Linked DNA regions of Homo sapiens: region 1 is linked to region 2. The links are chromatin contacts, found by Hi-C or POLR2A ChIA-PET in ENCODE. All regions are on one chromosome and are shown on one strand. The core of a region is the stretch at or near the end of the contact, and the rest is flanking DNA. Distances in the headings are between cores, read along the strand shown.

Region 1 (3,908 bases), core at 720-3,219, 98 kb before region 2:
TTGGTTTGAGGGGTTGAGCATTCCATGACAGGCAAGGCAAGACATCCCTGGTTTGAGGGGTTGAGCTTTCCACATATTTCAGGGGGTTGAACCTCACACAAACCTCCAGTAGTAAGAAAAATATTCAGAACTCCCCTTTCCTTTCTTCTCAGGGGAAGAAAGAGTAGCTCCACTCCTGCCAGTCCCCCCCAGGGAAGGGGGAAGGACAGGGGAGAACAGCAGCATAAGCAGCTGGCAGAGGCAGGGAAAGACCAGCAGAGAGGAAAGAGAAATTGGGAGAGGAAGTCAGAGAGAAAGAGACAGAGAGTCAAAGAGAGAGAGAGAGAAAGATACAGAGGTCAAAGAGGGAGTCAGAGAGAGAGAGAAAGAGTGAAAGAGACAGAGAGTCAAAGAAGAGAGAGAAAGAGAGAGGCAGAGAGAGAGAAAGATACAGAGAGTCAAAGAGGGAGTCAGAGAGAGACAGAAAGAGATAAAAAGACAGAGAGTCAAAGAGAGAGAGAGAGAAAGAGAGAGGCAGAGAGAAAGAGACACAGAGACAAAGAGAGAGAAAGAGACAGAGAGTCAAAGAGAGAGAGAGAGAAAGAGAGAGGCAGAGAGAAAGAGACACAGAGACAAAGAGAGAGAAAGAGACAGAGAGTCAAAGAGAGAAAGAGAGAGATAGAAGTAGTAAAGAGAAAACAGTGTACCCTTGTCCTTTAAAAGCTAGGGTGAATTTAAGACCTATAATTGATAATTAAAGGTCCTCTCCATGACCCTATAACACTCCAATACCAGCTTGTTGTCAGCGTAAACAAGGGCATAGCCTGAAAGCACTGAGGCCACTAACAACCCATAGCCTTCCTATCAAAAACCCTTAACTCAGTAACCCGTGGATGGCCCAAATGCATTCACTCTGTAGCAGCAACTGCTTTGCTAAAGGAAGAAAGTAGAAAAATAACTTTTAGAGGAAACCTCAATGTGAGCACACCTCACCAGTTCAGAACTATCCTAAGTCAAAAAAGCGAAAAGGTGGCTTACTAACTCAAAAATCTTAAGGTATGGGGCTATTCTGTTAGAAAAAGATGATTTAACATTAACCACTGATAATTCCCTTAACCCAGCAGGTTTCCTAACAGGGGATCTAAATCATAATTAATTACCATACAAAGATCAGACCAGACATAGAAGGAACTCCCTTCAGGACAGGATGATAGATGGTTCCTCCCGGGTGACTGAGGGAAAAAACCACAGTGGGTATTCAGTAAGTGATAGGGAAACTTTTGTAGAAGAAGGGTTGGGAAAATTGCCTAATAGTTGGTAAGCTGTTTGCACTCAGATAAGCCTTAAAGTACTTACAGAATCAGGAAGGGGTCATCTATACCAATTCTAAGTTAATTTAAACTAAACAAAGTGTTATTAGTAGCAAAGGATAATTGAAGTCCCAAACTTACAAGGTTTTCAATAAAGGTAAAGTTTGCTAAAAGTTAGCAGTGTAACCTGTATTCTCCTAACTTTTAATCTTGTGGCCTTAGGCAGTCTAGTCCACAGACATGAAGGAAGTTTGCTTTGGAAAAGAATGGTTATCATCTTTGGGAAAAAAAAACGGGGGGGAGAATTTATGTAAAAAGAAAGTTACGTGGTAGAGAGATCTGTTCCAAGATGGCTGAATCGGAACAGCTTCGGTCTGCAGTGCCCAGCGTGACTGATGCAGAAGATGGGTGATTTCTGCATTTCCAATTGAGGTACCTGGTTAATCTCACTGGGACTGGCTGGACAGTTGGTGCAGCCCACAGAGGGCGAGCTGAAGCAGGGCAGGGCATTGCCTCACCCGGAAAGTGTGATGGGTAGGGGGATTTCCCTTTCTTAGCCAAGGGAAGCTGGGACAAACTGTACCTGGAAAAACAGGACACTCCCACCCAAATACTGCACTTTTCCCAAGGTCTTAGCAACTGGCAGACAAGTGCTATTGCTGAGGCTCGAGTAGGTAAACAAAGTGGCTGGGAATTTCGAACTGGGTGGAGCCCACTGCAGCTCAGCAAAGCCTACTGCCTCTAGACTCCACCTCTGTGGGCAGGGCTTAGCTGAATAAAAGGCAGCAGACAACTTCTGCAGACTTAAATGTTCCTGTCTGACAGCTCTGAAGAGAGCAGTGGTTCTCCCAACATGGCATTTGAGCTCTGAGAATGGACAGACTGCCTCCTCAAGTGGGTCCCTGAACCCTGTGTAGTCTAACTCAGATACATCTCCCAGTAGGGGCCGACAGACGCCTCATGTAGGTGGGTGCCCCTCTGGGATGAAGCTGTTCTGCAATATTTGCTGTTCTGCAGCCTCTGCTGGTGATACCCAGGCAAACAGGTAAACAGGGTTTGGAAGAGACCTCCAACAAACTTCAACAGCTCTGCAGCTGAGGGACCTGACCGTGAAAAGGAAAACTAACAAACAGAAAGCAATAGCACAACATAAACAAAAAGGACATCTACACCAAAACCCTATCTGCAGGTCACCAACATCAAAGACCAAAGGTAGATAAAACCACAAAGATGGGAAGAAACCAGAGCAGAAAAGCTGAAAATTCTAAAAATCAAGTGTCTCTTCTCCTCCAAAGGATCACAGGTCCTCACCAGCAATAGAACAAAGCTGGACAAAGAATGACTTTGACAAGCTGACAGAAGTAGGCTTCAGAAGGTTGGTAATAACAAACTTCTCTGAGCTAAAGGAGCATGTTCGAACCTATCGCAAGGAAGCTAAAAACCTTGAAAAAAGGTTAGACGAATGGCTAACTAGAATAAACAGTGTAGAGAAGACCTTAAATGACCTGATGGAGCCGAAAACCATGGCATGAGAACTTTGTGACACACGCAGAAGCTTCAATAGCTGATTTGATCAAGTGGAAGAAAGGGTATCAGTGATTGAAGATCAAATTAATGAAATAAAGTGAGAAGACAAGGTTAGAGAAAAAAGAGTAAAAAGAAATGAGCAAAGCCTCCAAGAAATATGGGACTATGTGAAAATACCAAATCTACGTTTGATAGGTGTACCTGAAAGTGATGGGGAGAATGGAACCAAGTTGGAAAACACTCTGCAGGATATTATCCAGGAGAACTTCCCCAACCTAGCAAGACAGGCCAACATTCAAATTCAGGAAATACAGAGAACACCACAAAGATACTCCTCGAGAAGAGCAACCCCAAGACACATAATTGTCAGATTAACCAAAGTTGAAATGACGGAAAACATTAAGGGCAGCCAGAGAGAAAGGTCGGGTTCCCACAAAGGGAAGCCCATTGGACTAATAGCAGAACTCTCGGCAGAAACCCTACAAGCCGGAAGAGAGTGGAGGCCAATATTCAACATCCTTAAAGAAAAGAATTTTCAACCCAGAATTTCATATCCAGCCAAACTAAGCTTCATAAGTGAAGGAGAAATAAAATCCTTTACAGACAAGCAAATGCTGAGAGATTTTGTCACCACCAGGCCTGCCTTACAAGAAAGAGCTCCTGGAGGAAGCACTAAACATGGAAAGGAACAACTGGTACCAGCCACTGCAAAAACATGCCAAATTGTAAAGACCATCAATGCTAGGAAGAAACTGCATCAACTAATGAGCAAAATAACCAGCTAACATCATAATGACAGGATCAAATTCACACATAACAATATTAACCTTAAATGTAAATGGGCTAACTGCCCCAATTAAAAGACACGGACTGGCAAATTGGATAAAGAGTCAAGACCCATCAGTGTGCTGTATTCAGGAGACCCATCTCACATGCAAAGATACACATAGGCTCAAAATAAAGGGATGGAGGAAGATCTACCAAGCAAATGAAAAGCAAAGAAAAGCAGGGGTTGCAATCCTAGTCTCTGATAAAACAGACTTTAAACCAACAAAGATCAAAAGAGACAAAGAAGGCCATTACATAATGGTA
Region 2 (4,204 bases), core at 595-3,094:
ATGCCTGTAATGAATTCTGCCACTAAGAGAAAATGAATACAATCTCTTTCTTCACTTCTGAAATAAGATTAGCTGTGATCTTATAGGTGTCTATAAACTCAAGGTGATGGTGGTGGTTGCAGACCATGACCTGAGCCACTACAGAACTGGAAGTTCCACTTCTTTACCTCAAATTTCTGTATTCTTGTATTTCTATATTTTGCTTTTTTTCTAAATGACAGATAATGTATAATTGATAGATAGAATATGTGTAGAATAAGTGCCACATTAACATGGAAACTATAGAAATGTCTGCATTTTACTTGGTTTATTTTACCCTCATTTTGTTGGAGAGAAAAAGATACACATTGGTTTCTTCCTATTTTTCCCAGCTATTGACCTGAAAAGTGGTTCTGGAAAAGTGTACCAAGGCCCTGCAAAAGGTGCTGCTGATACAACAATCATACTTTCAGATGAAGATTTCATGGAGGTGGTCCTGGGCAAGCTTGACCCTCAGAAGGTAATGTTCTCAAATGTTCATTTATTCATTGTTTTATTGTTTCCTCTTTTGACAATTGCAGTTTTTAAGCTGATGCCCAAATTCTGATTTATAAGCCAGGTTTCTTACAACTCTGAAGATGACACAGTTGCTACTGATACTCTGGTTGACAGGTCATATATTTCTTTTTTAATGGAGTTTCACCTGACACTTTTTAAGACTGAACCCACATCTAGATTTTTTAATATATTCTGTTATGTGTTCAAAGGTGAAAAACCATATGACATTAGTAGGTACTACATAAAATTAGACATTCCCAATAAATAAGATTAAGAAATCATTGAATATTGGAACTAGAAGGATATTTTAACCTAATAGCCCATGTCTTACTTAGGGTGAATCTTAGAGGCATTTCAGTGGAAAATCATGATTAACAGAAGAGTGCCTTCTGTGACGATTATTTAGTTAATATTATTATGAAACTTTTGACCAATCCACAAATATACAAAATTAAAGTAATTGATGTGGCAATTAGAATGGAGGAGAAAAATTTGTTATTTTCAATTTGTGATTATGTAGCTAGAAATTCCAAGGGAACTAACTTATTGATTCTTAGAATGAAGGAGTTCAAACAAATGGCTGAGTGCAGTTATTTAAAAATAGCTTTCACATAGGAGTAATTTGAATAAATGAGGAAATATATGATTTTCCTGTATAGAAAGACTAAAAGGAATTGTAAAGTAGTATAGTAGGTAAAAAGTAGTCTTTGGCATCAGATAAAATCTAAATTTGAATCTTGCCCCTGTCACTTCATCCAAAAACCTTAATTTTCTCATTTGTAAAATGAGTTTAATAATTTTAATGTTTACAAGGCTTATTATAAGAACTAAACCCAATAATATGTATGAAGAGCTTAGTACAGTGCTTGGCAATGCAGTGAACCCTCTGTTAATTTCTTTCCAGGAATTTATTTAGTACCTATTCAGGTTGTAGGTATTGGCTGAATTAAGACAAAACCCTACTGTATGGAGCTTCTTTTAGTGTACTAATGCAAAAGAAATAAAATCTCAAGTTAGAGAAGAGTAAGCCTGAGTATAGTGTTAGAGCAATGACTGGCAAACTTTTTCTGTAAAGGGTTACACAGTAAATATTTTAGGCTTTGTGGGCAAGATGGTCTCTGTTGCAGCTCTTCAGCTTTGCCATTGTAGCCTTAAAGTAGCCATAGAGAATATGTAAACAATGGAGTGTGACTGTGTTCCAATAAAACTTTATTTACAGAAACACACAGCCACTAGATCTGGTTCTCCAGCTGTTGTTTGCCAACCCTTGAGTTAGAATGTGACAGGACAGGGGAACTATTTTAAATAGGTTGTTTAAAATACCTTCTGGGGTTTTCTAAGGTACCTGAAATGCCTGACAGAGATTTGAACAGAGTATCAGAATGAGTCATCAGACTAAGGAAACAACTAATACAAAGGCCTGCCGTGCGAGGAACTTGGCTCCACTTAGTCTTCTCTGAGCTCCACAGTGAGAGAACCATCCCTCTACTTGACCACTCTGATGGGAAACTTTCTGGCATGTCAAACTTACTGTGACCAAAATAGAACTTGTGATTTATTTTTCTCCCCCAGTCTCTTCCTTCTTAATTAGTGGCACCATCATCTATTTACCCAAATTAATAAGCCCAGAAATGTAAAAATTATCTTAGATTCCTTCTGCCCTTCTGTATCCTTTCCTTCCTTACTTCTGTCTGATCTTTCTCCAAAATATATCTTGAATTCATCTTCTCTTCCTCTCTAGGGATATCACTGTGATCCTAGCCTCTGTCATCTCTCACCTGTCTTACTTCTTCCAGTCTTGTCTCTCCCATTCAGTCTGTTGTTCTCCACCCAGGAGCCAGAGTAATCCTTTAAAAATGTAAATCAGATTAGATTATTTATGTATGTTAGTCATTTCTACTACTTTCATTAATTACTGGTTCATATTTATCATCCCATTTGATAAAAAATCTCCAGCATTTCCTTTTGCACGTGTATAAAATCCAAGTTAGCTGTTACCATGTCGTGTATGATGTTTCTTTCCCTTGCTCCTTTTTCAGGCTTCATCCCATGCCACTTGCCCCATCACCTGTAATGCTAATTCTAGTTATTTTGTTGTTATTTTGTCCTTCCTTTCAGTTCCTTCCCATCAGCTTTTACTCCTTCAATGTCTATGCATTTGCCTTTTCTGGAATTTCTCCTCCTAGCTGTTTGCATGGCTGGCTTCATTTCATCCAAAGTAGTTTCTTCCTGTTATATTCTGATAACATCCTGTTTTCTCCTTCATTGTATTTATAACAGGCTTTAATTATTTGTTTACATTTTACTTTTTGACTCCCCTAGTTTAATGTTAGCTCTGTGAGAACAGGGACAGATATTCAGCCTAGCCTAGAATATTGCCTAGTATACTGTAGACATTCATACTCAGGTAGATTAAAGCAAATATAGAAGGAATGAAAGTTCAATGTCAGAAGTTTAGGCTGTATAGAAATTAGAAACTTCTGCATGTCAGACTCTATAGTATATTTCCATAAATCGAGGGAAAAAAATAAAATGATGATACAGAGTATCATTCTAAAAATTCTGGAAAGCACTACAACCTCAATAGAAAAAGTGGACAAAAGTCCATCAATGATAGACTGCATTAAGAAAATGTGGCACATACACACCATAGAATACTATGCAGCCATAGAAATGGATGAGTTCATGTCCTTTGTAGGGACATGGATGAAGCTGGAAACCATCATTCTCAGCAAACTATTGCAAGGACAAAAAACCAAACACCGCATGTTCTCACATGTGGGAATTGAACAATGAGAACACCTGGACAGAGGGTGGGGAACATCACACACGGGGACCTGTCATGGGGTTGGGGGAGGGGGGGAGGGATAGCATTAGGAGATATACCTAATGCTAAATGACGAGTTAACGGGTGCAGCACACCAACATGGCACATGTATACATATGTAACAAACCTGCGCATTGTGCACATGTACCCTAGAACTTAAAGTATAATAATAATAATAAAAAAGAAGAAGTGGACAAAAGGTATGGAACAATAATTAATGAAATAAATAGAAATGACTAACATACAAAAGAAAAAAATTTTTCCCAGTATCCAAAAATACAAATTAAAGCATGTTATTTTTGCCTCATATTTTCAAAGTGTAAGAAAATAGTATTTTTAAGGTTGGGATAAGATAATTTACACACAACTGGAGGGAATATAAAATTGGTATAGGCCAGGGACAATGTCTCGTGCCTGTAGTTCCAGCACTTTGGGAGGCCAAGGCAGGAGGATTGCTTGAGTCCAGGAGTTTGAGCCTGGGTGAGACAGTGAGACCCTGTCTCTACCAAAAAAAAAAAAAAAAAAAAATTAGCCTGGTGTGGTGGCACACACCTGTAGTCCCAGCTACTTGAGAGGCTGAGTTGGGAGGATCACTTGAGCCCAGGAGGCTTAGGCTGCAGTGAGTGTGATCATGCAGCTGTAGCCTGGGTGACAGAGCAAGACCCTGTGTCAATCAATCAGTAGTTGGTATAGCCTTTCTGGAAAGCACAGTGCTTCCAGACCTTCTTCCTTTATGGCAGTTTATAGTCTTACTACTTTTTGCATGGCACTCCTAGGCCAAACCATATACCTAACAGTTTCATTTATGAAGTAGTTCAAAACAATTAGTTTTTTGTGTTC

Evidence for each region. A loop is a pair of places that touch in the nucleus more often than their neighbours do. ChIA-PET counts read pairs that join two places held with the same protein, here RNA polymerase II (POLR2A). Pooled maps may share reads with other maps.
Region 1: a loop to region 2 is called in a pooled map, with 2.7 times the contacts of the local background. The contact joins two enhancer-like sites. A Hi-C loop is called at or near these places in 2 of 50 pooled maps. POLR2A ChIA-PET finds 5 or more read pairs at or near these places in 2 of 52 experiments (OCI-LY7 and WTC11).

What each region holds. Positions count from the first base shown.
Region 1 is chr5:119,437,547-119,441,454 of GRCh38, forward strand. No RefSeq gene overlaps it. Among named protein-coding and RNA genes, the nearest start is that of HSD17B4, 13 kb to the right of the region's middle. Within about 2 kb of position 1,970, at least 6 of the 41 ENCODE cell types and tissues checked have a DNase peak (open chromatin) inside an H3K27ac peak, as active enhancers do.
Region 2 is chr5:119,536,052-119,540,255 of GRCh38, forward strand. It overlaps HSD17B4 (hydroxysteroid 17-beta dehydrogenase 4), which reads left to right. Exons shown (of 24, transcript NM_000414.4): 23 at 372-499. Among named protein-coding and RNA genes, the nearest start is that of HSD17B4, 86 kb to the left of the region's middle. RefSeq lists an enhancer at 2,076-2,155. Within about 2 kb of position 1,845, at least 2 of the 41 ENCODE cell types and tissues checked have a DNase peak (open chromatin) inside an H3K27ac peak, as active enhancers do.